Linked DNA regions of Homo sapiens: region 1 is linked to region 2. A link is a contact called in ENCODE POLR2A ChIA-PET data. All regions are on one chromosome and are shown on one strand. Each heading gives the region's core, a stretch centred on a gene start or an enhancer-like site at or near the end of the contact. The rest is flanking DNA. Distances are from core to core; before and after follow the strand shown. Region 1 holds the start of HECTD1 (HECT domain E3 ubiquitin protein ligase 1). Region 2 holds the start of PARP2 (poly(ADP-ribose) polymerase 2).

What was found. ChIA-PET counts read pairs that join two places held with the same protein, here RNA polymerase II (POLR2A).
Region 1: POLR2A ChIA-PET joins it to region 2 with 11 read pairs in activated B cell. The contact joins the promoter of HECTD1 here to the promoter of PARP2 in region 2. POLR2A ChIA-PET finds 5 or more read pairs at or near these places in 2 of 52 experiments (GM10248 and activated B cell).

Annotation. Positions count from the first base shown.
Region 1 is chr14:31,204,199-31,210,079 of GRCh38, forward strand. It overlaps HECTD1 (HECT domain E3 ubiquitin protein ligase 1), which reads right to left and starts at 3,595. Exons shown (of 43, transcript NM_015382.4): 1 at 2,818-3,595; 2 at 1,599-1,759. The coding sequence starts at 1,738. RefSeq lists enhancers at 2,487-3,000, 3,513-4,024, 4,002-4,171, 4,025-4,536 and silencers at 2,642-2,851, 2,972-3,181, 3,482-3,821.
Region 2 is chr14:20,339,627-20,346,168 of GRCh38, forward strand. PARP2 (poly(ADP-ribose) polymerase 2) reads left to right here and starts at 4,009. Exons shown (of 16, transcript NM_001042618.2): 1 at 4,009-4,061; 2 at 5,306-5,461; 3 at 5,768-5,838. The coding sequence starts at 4,016. It also overlaps RPPH1. RefSeq lists enhancers at 2,892-2,991, 3,922-4,091.

The sequences.
Region 1 (5,881 bases), core at 2,345-4,844, about 11 Mb after region 2:
TAAACATACGTGTGCATGTGTCTTTATAGCAGCATGATTATTATAATCCTTTGGGTATATACCCAGTAATGGGATTGCTGGGTCAAACGGTATTTCTAGTTCTAGATCCTTGAGGAATCGCCACACTGTTTTCCACAATGGTTGAACTAGTTTACAGTCAGTCCCACCAACAGTGTAAAAGTGTTCCTATTTCTCCACATCCTCTCCAGCACCTGTTGTTTCCTGACTTTTTAATGATCGGGCAACACTTTTTTAAATGTCATAACAAATACTTCTACTACATATTAGTACTAAACAGAAGCTACGAAATGACAATTGACTTGACTGACAAGTATGATTTTTAAAATACCAAAAGTAACTTTCAGGTTACCTCTAATGAAATCTATGAACGCAATTTTTAACTTGAGAGTCAGGATGAGGAAAAAAATAAAAAATAAAAATAAATTTTAAAAAATCTACTTTACTATAAATCCTGCTAAAACAAGTGTCAACTAAGGGCTAAGTTATTCTTACATACTCAAAATTCTGCCAATGACAAAAACTAATGGAAATAAATGGACCACTAACTAATTGTAATTTGGAAATTTTATTAGTAAGGATTTTTATCTTAGTACTGTTTTAACAAGAGTTACAACTGAAAGTTATTCAATAATCAAAAATGAAGGTACTTTAAAAATTTTGCCAACTGAGTAATATAAACTTTATTCCCACCTAAAACACATTAGGATAATTATACCAAATTTTTTAGGTCAACATCTCAAACATTTTCTACTAATTACCTTAAAATAGCATTAAAATGAATAAAGAAACATCAGAGTTTTCAATTACTTATTACTGGAGTTCAAAACTGTAAATACAAATGTAAAATAAACAGTAAAAACGAAACACATGTTCAACACTCAGAAGAATGGTTATTCTGACTGGACAAGTTATGACTTATATAAGAGGGAAAAAAATGGCTGTAAGGTCTATCTAGTAAGAATTCTCTTTTATATTTTTGCATATATACTAAGTTATAACCTCCCAATAAAACTGTTTAAACTCCCCAAACTTCAAAATGTTTCTACTACTCCAAATTTTCTACTCTTCTGCTACACGGTTAAGATCCAATTTATACCTTCCCAAACTGAAATTTACAAACCAATAATCGGCTTTAACAAAAGTACTGTCATATGACAACATCAATGAAGAAATGGGCAGTTCAAAACATATGTTTATTATCATCTCTTATTCCATAAATCAATTTCATGGTACAGAAATAGATACCTTTAAGAAAATAAATATTTGTATTTTCCCCAGTTCATGACATATTTTGAAAATGAACCAACCAAGCTATGGGTTAAAATTAATATTCCTACTAATTCCCATTCATTCAACAAATATGTATTTGTGTCATCGTAATCATCAGTCCTAGAGTTTCTTCACCTACCAATTTTTATTTCTTGGAAAAGTGTAAACACAAAACTCTTCAGGAATATTTTTAAAGATACGTGTTAAAATTCACTAGAGAAATTTCTACACAAACTGAAGTCAGCAAATGGTTGAAAACAGATGTCACTACAGTAACCCAAAGGAACATGATGAAGGAATGTACTTACGTTTCAAAACAACGATCCACGTTGTCAGACATCAAAAGCAGCATGCATAGCTGTTCAAGGGCTATTAGTTGCATGTCCCTTTCATCTCCCTGTCCCATCTGTAGCCATTCCAGCAATGTATCTGGGTCCACATCTGCCATGGTTTTTTAAAAGTCTCTTTGCTTAAATTTGAAAAGTAAAGGGAGAAAAGTCCTTTAAATTCCGGGACTGAACAGCTTGGGCTTAAATTTTTCTTCCTTTACATCTGCTAGAACCAAATTTTCATAGTGTCCTCCTAGCAATTAAAAAAGACTCCTAAGTACGTTTGGACGTAAGAGTGCTTAATGCAGTTTTTCAACTTTCCTTATCCGCCAGGTTTAACGTACAGATATCATACCAAATGAAAACCAGTTTTGCACAAGAGTATATAAGCTGATTAGGTTGCTGCTTAACTAGAAACCAGAGCTGTCTGTGTCAAAGACAGTCAGTCAAGCTTCAGGTCCCACTACTGCTATCACTAAAGTCTATGCCAAAAGGCAAAGAACACCTAACTAAAGGTTCTGTTTTTTCCAGCAAACTTCATCCCCCTCCTTCTCTACCCAAAACTGATCTTCAGATAAGGGTTAGATTCAGTATTTTGAGGAAACTCTAAACACCTTGATCCAATCCCCCTCCAAATTGTTTCTCCTTCAAAATTACCTCCAATTTCACATATTCTGCTGACTTCTCAATTTACTTCTATTTTAAAGATATCCAAATACAAACGACAATTATATACAAGATTTATCTATGAATAAAGAGTTGGTTAGGAATTTTGGCAGTCTTGGCAACTATTCTTAAAAGTTAAAAAAATAAAAAAATTAAAAAAGGAAAGGCTAAAAGTAAATGCAATGGACCAGCAGGTTACGGATCCGAACGAATGTAGGCCAACCTAGGGCCCTCTTTCCCCAGCTTCACAAGATAGGGCAGTTGGTTAAAAAAACAAAAACAAAACCGAGAAGCAACCCCAACAGGTAAGTCATTACAAAAGCGCCCCGTAAGCGCCCTGACTGGAGGACAGCTTTGGGTCCCACGTAACGCAGCCGCAAGTGTGGGAAGCCGGCGGCGGGGCGCGGTGGGCACCCAACGGCGGCGACCAGCGGGGTTGACCCCACACCCGGGGCCCGGCCGAGCCGGGCGCTGAGAGGCGCTGGCCCCCGCGCTGTGGTTCCCCAGCACCAAACCCCGCTAAGTTAACTACCTGTGTCTACGAGGAAGGGAAGTTCTGGAGAAGCAGCAGCAAGCCTTCGTGCCCGAGAGGAGGCCGCCGGGCCAGGCAGGGCGCCGGCTCTCCCGGGAGCTGCGCCCGGAACTCGAAGGCCTGGCAGCGAACCCTTCTCAAGGGCAAAAGGAGCCGGCCTGAGGCTCTGGCGCGGGCAACCGGGCCCCGCCGCCGGCAGGGCCCCGGGAGGGGAACAAAGGGGCCAGCGGGGAAGTCGGCAGCAGCCTGGCCGACCTCACTCGGCGCCGGGGTCTCGCTTTCCGCCACTCGCCGGGCGTCCGGGATCCGCGCCCCCACGCAGGGCCCTTCCGACGGTCCGAGGCGCTCCCGCCTCCCCTTCCCGCAGGCTCTTACTCGGGCTTGTCGTTCCAAACCGCTCCGATCCAGCTCCCAACAGGCCGCCGGCAGAGCCAGGCCCGGCCGCGGCCCTAGAGTTCCCAAGAAGCCGCAGGCCGCGCAGGTCGAACCGGGCAGGCGGCACAGGAAAAGCCGCGCCTCGTCCCTCCCCTTCCTCCGCGAGGACCTGGTGACAGGGAAGCGAGAGGTTCTCGCGTGCGGCAGCAGCCAGCGGACGTCCAGTCCCCAGCACGCGGCTCCTCAGGCCCTGCAACTCAGAGGCCCGCGCGGTGCTGCGGGCGACGGCGGCGGCGGCGCGGCGGGGAGGCCCAGTCCATCGCGAACCGGGAGGGGGAGGGGAGGAGGGTCGAGGGAGAGCCAGGCGGGGAAGCTGCCGAGGGCAGCCGAGCCCGGCGGAGGCGGAGCAAATCCACTCCCCCGGCGGCGACCCCGCCGGCGGCCACCTGGGGCGCTGCGGGACGGCCGACCGCCGCGCAGGGGCGCCAAACCGGGTACGCCGCGTCGCCGTCCCTGCCCCGGAGCTCTCGCCCCCGCCGCCTCGGGCTGTGTCGTACGTTTCTGCCGCGGCTTTTCTATGGTGCGCCCTGGCCCCCTTTTCGCTTCCCTGTCAGTCCGAGCGCGCTCATGCACGCACGTCCAGCTTGCTTGGCGCCGTGGCTAACACTTTGCGCGCTCCTGCGGAGGGCGTCGCACGGCACAGCACAGCAAAGCTGCGGCCCAACCTGTCCCCGCTGAGCCTTCCGCCCAGGCCACCCGCACTCAGCCACGATCTTCCCTCCTCGCGCACGGAAGTGCGTCGCGTAAGGAAGGCGTCTCCCCCCGCTCCTGGGAGGCCGACCGCCTGGCGGTTCACCCCAAAGAAAACCCTTCAGAGCAACCCTGGGAAAGAGGTGCTGCCGACGATTATCAACGTTGTACAGATGAGACACTGAGGCTCCAGGAAAGCGCAAATGCAGGCCCAGCGCCGTGCCCGGTCGGCAGCAGCACTGAGAGTGCACTTTTGACTACGTTTCTTGTGGCTTGTGGTCACAAGTATGTCTGTGGTTATTCTTTTCAAACTTTATTTCACACGCATTCAGAATAAAGGATGCATGCTTATAGGACGTAGTTGGAGCCCGGAGACGTCCTACTGTACTCTCACTTTCAGCTTTTAAACAAAAAGAAAAATTAATACGACATGATAGTGTTTGAGACATGGTCCCTCAGGCAACCAGAGGAGCTGCTAGGTATGAGTAAAGAACAGAATTTGGGTCCGCTGCGTTTCCTGTAATCCCAGCACTTTATGATTTTACTCTCTTGAGGCCCGGAGTTCGAGACCAGCCTGAGCAACATAGACCTGGTCTCTGCAAAAAAATTAAAATTTAAAAAATAATTACCCAGATGCGGTGACGCACACCTATGGTCCCAGCTACTGGAGCGGTTGAGATGGGATGATCCCTCGAGCCCAAGAAATTGAGGCTGCAGTGAGCTTTGATAATGCCACCTCACTCCAGCCTGGGCGACTAAGCAAATTTGTCATTTCCAAAATACTGGTTCTTTTTTTTCTTTCTTTTTTACTACTTCTTTAGAAAAAGAACCAGTATTTTGGAAATGACAAATTTGTACTTCAGATAGCTATCCGCGCATGTCCCGTTGTCGCAGGTAATGGTCCGTTTAGGTATCCTGTTAACGAAACAAGAGGAAAAAGAGGATTCAACTATTTTGTCCCAAGTACAACACATGAGGATAATTATTTAGATGTCATGAGTGTGAATTGGAGCTGCCAGGAAACTTCAAGAAGGAAGTGGCATTCCCTCTGGACCTTGAAGAATGGGTACAATGTAGACACTGAAAGGAAAGGGAAGAACATAAAGCCTGATATGTTCCTAGACATAGGAAAGGTCACCTGTGCCCCCAGCAAAGAACCAACAGTAAGCAACAGAGAGAGAAATTTGGAGCTAAAGTGGGGAAGGCCTTGAATGAGGAATGCAGAAATTAGGCTGAGCTAAGTAGCAAGTTCTGGACTACAACACTGGAAAAACTAGTCTTAAGAAGACTAATTATGGAAAGTGTCTAGAACGACTAAAAGGATCTATCTAGACGAGACTAGCTGGAGGTTGTCGAAATGCTGCAATAATGGAGGAAAGAAAAGTCTAGTTATTGGCAATATGAATGGGGAAGAAATCTAAAAATAATTTTTGAAAGAAGATATATCAGAATTTAAATGATTAACTTAAAAATTTCCGTCCAGGCTCCATGGCTCACACCCGTAATCCCAGCACTTTGGGAGGCAGAGGCAGGGGGATCACTTGAGCCCAGGAGTAGGAGACCAGCCTAGGCAACATAGGGAGACCCTGTCTCTACAAATAATTTTTAAAATTAGCTGGGTGTGGTGGTGCACACCTGTAGTCCCAGCTACTCAGGAGTCAAAGGCAGGAGGATCACCTGAGCCCTCGAGGTCGAAGCTGCAGTGAGCCATGATCATGCCACTGCACTACAGCCTGGGCAATAGAGCAAGACCCTGCCAAAACAAAAAACAAAAACCCTTAACGTAGAAAGAGGACTTGGAAGCTAGGAAAATGGTGATGCTATTAACAAAAAATAGAAAAGTTAGAAAAAGGGATTATACCTTTACCAAGTTTTTTGTTGTTTTTTTTTTTTTTTTTTTGAGACGGAGTCTCGTTCTGTTGCCCAGGCTGGAGTGCAG
Region 2 (6,542 bases), core at 2,759-5,258:
TGGAGTACAGTGGCATGATCACAGCTCACAGCAGCCTTGACCTCTCAGGCTCAAGTGATAAATTATACAGCTAATTTTTGCACTTTTTGTAGAGTCGGGTTTCGCCATGTTGACCAGGCTGGTCTTGAACTCCTGGGCTCAAGCAATCCTCCTGCCTGAAGTTCTGACTGCTGAGATTACAGGCATGAGCCCCCACACCTACCCTAAAGGACATTTTAAAATCATAACTAGAATATCATTATTTTAAACCTAACTAGAATACCATTATAATATCTAATAAATAATTCCCTAAAATCATCCAATTTCCAGTCCATATCCACATATCCCCATTTATTGCTGGCTTGTTCAAACCAGCATCCAAACATTGCATTTGGCTGTTAGGCTTCAAATGTCTCTTTTACTCTAAAACAGTCCTAACAATTTTTTTTTTACATAATAGTATGAAGAGAGTAGGCCAGTTGTCCTGTCGAATATTAATTTGTATTTTTCATACTATGTGAGCCTGAATATCTTTTCCATGCACTTATTTATCAAATGCAAACTGTTTATTAATATCTTTCATCCACTTATCTATAGAGGTTTTGGTTTTAATTATGAAAATAAATTTGTTGGTTTCTTCCAGGCTTTTTTTGTTTTTGTTTTTCAGACAGAGTCTCGCTCTCGTCACCTAGGCTGGAGTGCAGTGGTGCGATCTTGGCTCACTGCAACCTCCGCCTCCCCAGTTCAAGCTTCTCCTGCCTCAGCCTCCTGAGTAGCTAGGATTACAGGCACCCACCACCATGCCCAGCTAATTTTGTGCTAGAGAGGGGGTTTCACCATGTTGGCCAGGCTGGTCTCGAACTCCTCACCTCAGGTGATCCGCCTGCCTTGGCCTCCCAAAGAGGTGGGATTACAGGCATGAGCCACCGCACCCAGCCGGTTTCTTCCAGTTATTGGTGACATGCTTCAGTACTATTTTAGTTACACTTGTTCTGTATTTGACTATAAAGAAGTTATATCTTCACAATATATTTTCAGTAATTCTCACTCTGACCACCATAATAACTAAAAAAGAAAAAGAATCAATAAAAACTTTAAAAATACATTTTTAAAAATGTGTGTGGGATGGTAACTACTGTCATGAAACAGAATACATTAGCCTAGTAGATAACAACATAATTTGGAGTCACCCAGATCTGGCCCTGCCTTTTAGGAACTGTATATTATGAGCTGAATTGTGTCACCTCAAAATGTATGTATTTGAAGAACTCTCATTATCTCAGAATCTGCCTGTATTTGGAGATAGGACATGTAAAGGGGTAATTAAGATAAAATAAGGTCATACGGGTTGGGAATAATCCAATATCACTGATGTCCTTATAAGAAAAGGAGATTAAGGGCCAGGCACCGTGGCTCACGCCTATAATCCCAGCATTTTGGGAGGCTGAGGCGGGTGGATCACTTGAGGTCAGGAGTTTGAGACCAGCCTGGCCAACATGGTGAAACCCTGTCTCTAATAAAAATACAAAAATTAGCCAGGTGTGGTAGCCCACGCCTATAGTCCCAGCTACTCAGGGGACTGAGGCAGGAGAATCGCTCAAGAACCTGGGAGGTGGAGGTTGCAGTGAGCCGAGATCTTGCCACTGCACTCCAGCCTGGGCAACAGAGCAAGACTCTGTCTCAAAAAATAAATAAATAAATAAAATAAAGGAGATTAGGACATAGATGCACAGAGAGGAAAGACAGCATCCATCTACAAGCCAAGGAGAGAGGGAGGCAGGCCTTAGAAGAAATCAGCCATGTCAAGACCTTTACCTTGGGCCTCTAGCCGCCAGAATTACGACAATGTATGTAGTTATAGCAGCCCTAGCAATACACTGTGTGATCTTGAATAAATTAAATTTTTCTAAAGCTCAGTTTCCTCAACTATAAATGGAGATAATAACATATGCCTCATGAGGTTGTTGTGAGAATTAAATAATGTATGTAAAGCTCATAGCATAGTAAGAACTAAATAAATTCTGGCTATTATTCTTATGAAGATTAAATGAGGTTATGCATGTAAAGCATTAGCTCAGCCTCTAGTACACAAGAAAGTTCTACTAAGTATTAGCTATTTTTAATAAATTTTCATTTCATAAAGGCTTATATTTTTCCTATCTCCAAAGTATTTCCTTTTAGACCTAGTCTAATTTATTTGTGTCATAATTAAGTCAGATGTAACAGGCTTTGTACCGCTGAAACAGGTTAAGCAATCCTATCCAACAACATTTATTGAGCACTTACATTTTGTTAGATTTATTTCCAACTACTTGATATGCTTTGGTGTTATTGTAAATGCTACCTTATCCAAAAATTTTATTTATAGTTGTTTGAAGCTCTTTTATAAGCATGGAATTTATTTTCACACGCTATTTTCTATCAGTCTTGCTAGGCTTTGTATTAAGGTAAAATTTTTATCCTGTAGTTTCTTCTAGCTTTTAAAATATTCATAATCAAATTACATGCAAATAATGAGATTTTGGGTTTTTTCTTTCTAAACTTTACATCTTTTGATGAACAAAAATTAAAATGTATCAATTTTTTTTTCTTTGTTTTTTTCAGACGGAGTCTCACTCTGTCACCCAGGCTGGAGTTCAGTGGCGGGATCTCGGCTCACTGCAACCTCCGCCTCCCGGGTTCAAGCGACTCTCGTGCCTCAGCCTCCCAAGTAGCTGGGATTACAGGCGCCCGCGACCACGCCTGGCTAATTTTTCACTTTTTTTTTTTTTTTTTTTGTAATAGAGACGAGGTTTCGCTATTTTGCTCAGGTTGCTCTATAACAGATACTATGCTATCCTAACAATATGTTTCTAAATGATATTAGTGCCAAAACCAGGATTACCCAGTGATTTTGTTAATACAGGCTTATTGAATCGGAGGGTCTGGGGTGGGGAATTTGCTTAAGTATGCAGTCCCCATACTCGGTGATTCTCATGAAGCCAAACATTTGGGCGCCCCTCACCTGATGTCACCAAGAACCAGAAGACCAATTAGAATTTTCGTGGGCTTCCTGCCCCATGGTTCCCTCTGTTCCCAAAGGGTTTCTGCAGTTTCACGGAGCTTTTCACATTCCACTCGGTTTTTTTTTTTTTGAGACTCGCTCTGTCGCCCAGGCTGGAATGCAGTGGCGCGATCTCGGCTCACTGCAAGCTCCGCCTCCCGGGTTCACGCCATTCTGCTTCAGCCTCCCAAGTAGCTGGGATTATAGGCGCCCGCCACCACGCCCGGCTAATGGCTAATTTTTTGTATTTTTTTTTTTTAGTAGAGATGGGGGGGGGTTTCACCGTGTTAGCCTGGATGGTCTCGACCTCCTGACCTTGTGATCCGCCCGCCTCGGCCTCCCAAAGTGCTGGGATTATAGGCGTGAACCACCGCGCCCGGCCCGGTTTCGTTTTGTTTTTTTTTTTTTTTTTTTTTTCCAAAAATGGGCGGAGGAGAGTAGTCTGAATTGGGTTATGAGGTCCCCTGCGGGGTACCTCACCTCAGCCATTGAACTCACTTCGCTGGCCGTGAGTCTGTTCCAAGCTCCGGCAAAGGAGGCATCCGCCGGGCCCCTCCCCGAAGGGCGGGGTCCACGGCATCTCCTGCCCAGTCTGACCTCGCGCGGAGCCCCGTTCTCTGGGAACTCACCTCCCCGAAGCTCAGGGAGAGCCCTGTTAGGGCCGCCTCTGGCCCTAGTCTCAGACCTTCCCAAGGGACATGGGAGTGGAGTGACAGGACGCACTCAGCTCGTGGCCCCACTGATGAGCTTCCCTCCGCCCTATGGGAAAAAGTGGTCTCATACAGAACTTATAAGATTCCCAAATCCAAAGACATTTCACGTTTATGGTGATTTCCCAGAACACATAGCGACATGCAAATATTGCAGGGCGCCACTCCCCTGTCCCTCACAGCCATCTTCCTGCCAGGGCGCACGCGCGCTGGGTGTTCCCGCCTAGTGACACTGGGCCCGCGATTCCTTGGAGCGGGTTGATGACGTCAGCGTTCGAATTCCATGGCGGCGCGGCGGCGACGGAGCACCGGCGGCGGCAGGGCGAGAGGTTCGGAGCTCAATATCGCGGGACGGCATGCGGGGGGCGGGCAGTCAGAAAGGAACGATGCCACCTACTGTGACCCCCTTCCCCTTCCAGCTCCCTATAACCTGCACTTGGCTACCAAACCAGTTGGGGTGCTAAATTTTGTAAATTTCGGTTTTCAGAGCTTTGGGGATTACATAATTGTGCATAAAGCCTTGCGGAGCTGTAACAACTAATGTGCCAGTACTGTTGTTAATACCTAATGTCATCCAATTTACAAAAAGTAATTGTAAGGCACACCATTATTTTATACACAACAAAGGATAAGCACTGAAAATGGTGAACTGTGATTCACTGCTTATGTCATCCATTGTAAGATGCATCCCAGTTCCAGAGAGTAAAATGCGAGTCTTAGACCTATTGAGATACGGTATTATGTGTATAATGTTCTTAAATGCATAGGTGCACCCTATAAATTAGGTTCTATTGTACTTCTCTAGAAGTACAGTATTGTACAATATTCTAATATTGGAGTAAGTGAAGTAGGAAGAGATCAAATACTTCTCCAAGTTTCCACAGAGAAAAGCAGCAGAGCTAGGCTCTAAATTAGGCACAGACCCTTGAGCACTTAACTAACCTTTATCCCATACGGCCTCATGTATGAGGTGGGTATTTGGGGGACATTGGGACACAAGTAAAACAGATAAGCAGGCCTCAATCTATGAGCTTACAAGACTCCTGGGACTCCCTTTTATTTTGTTTTATTTCATTTGGCTAGAATAGCAATTTAGGAAGAATTACACAGACTGTTACACAAAAGTAGTGTGGGACAGTTGTTATTGCCTCTGTAAACTTAGAAAATTATCTTAAACCGGCGGGGTGAGGTGGCTCACGCCTGTAATCCCTTGGGAGGCCGAGGAGGGCAGATCACTTGAGGTCACGAGTTCGAGACCAGCCTGGCCAACATGGTGAAACCCTGTCTCTACTAAAAATACAAAAATTAACTGGGCATGGTGGTGCACGCCTGTAATCCCAGCTACTCAGGAGGCTGAGGCACGAGAATCACTTGAACCCAGGAGGCGGAGGTTGCAGTGAGCCAAGATCGCACCACTGCAGTCCAGCCTGGGCGAGAGAGTGAGACTCCACCTCAAAACAAAAAAAGAGAGAAAATTATCTTAAACCATTTCTTTAAAAGATTTTTTTCAATCTTTAAAATCTACACGTATTCGGGTGTGTACTCATTCTTTGCTAATTTCCAAATTCTGTAGCATTAAATGAAAGCAAAAGAGTTAATAATGGCAACACGGCTCCAGAAGACTCTTCCCCTGCCAAGAAAACTCGTAGATGCCAGAGACAGGAGTCGAAAAAGATGCCTGTGGCTGGAGGAAAAGCTAATAAGGACAGGACAGAAGACAAGCAAGATGGTATGCCAGGAAGGTCATGGGCCAGCAAAAGGGTCTCTGGTAGGAGTGGATCTGGGGATGATATCTTGTTATTTCAACTCCTATTTCGTCCTTCTTTCAGGGAATAATTAATTTCTCTATCCTTTGGGCATACCACAGCACTAATCTACTGCCTTGAATCTTCATTTTCATGTATTTGAGATGGATTGGGGTCTAAGGAAAGACCAGGATTGGTTGGGCGGGCAAAGTTAATCCTGACAAGTTTCTGTTTTACCACAACAGCTGTTTTTGATTCCCATAAAGTAGTACCTATCTGTCTTTCCTCAGAATCTGTGAAGGCCTTGCTGTTAAAGGGCAAAGCTCCTGTGGACCCAGAGTGTACAGCCAAGGTGGGGAAGGTAAGAGACTCTGGAACCGATCTTCAGTCCATGGATATCTCAGAGAGCATCCTTTGTTATAAGGACTCCTGTCTGGGATGCTGTTAGTACTCATTTTAGGAATCCTCTCCAAAATATGATGAGTGAGTAGTTTTCTCTAATGGCAAGAGATAGGAGTGGTAGGGCTTGGGGTTAATAATCAGGGTGTTTTTTAACATGGTGTGTTAGACCATTCTTGCATTGCTGTAAAGAAATACCTGAGACTAGGTATTTTATAAGAAAAGAGGTTCCTAGAGGCTGTACAGGAAGCATAGCAGTATCTGCTCCTCAGGAGACCTTAGGAAACTTTTACTCATGGCAGAAGGTGAAGCGGGAATAGGCACGTCACATGGCAAAAGCAGGGGAGAGAGAGAGAGACAGAGAGAAAGGGAGAGAGAGAGATTGGAGAAGGTGTCACAGAGAGAGAAAGAGAGAATGGGGAGGTGTCACACGCTTTTAAACTACCAAATCTTGTGTGAATTCACTCACTATCAAGAGGACAGCAGCAAGACAGTGGTGCTAAACCATTCATGAGAAATCCACTTCCATGATTGAATCACTTCCCACCAGGCCCCACCTCCAGTACTGAGGATTACAATTCAGCATGAGATTTGGAAGGAGACAAATATACAAACTATATCACATGCGTACCTTTTGTGGTTGCCATCAGCCTTCTACACCTCATT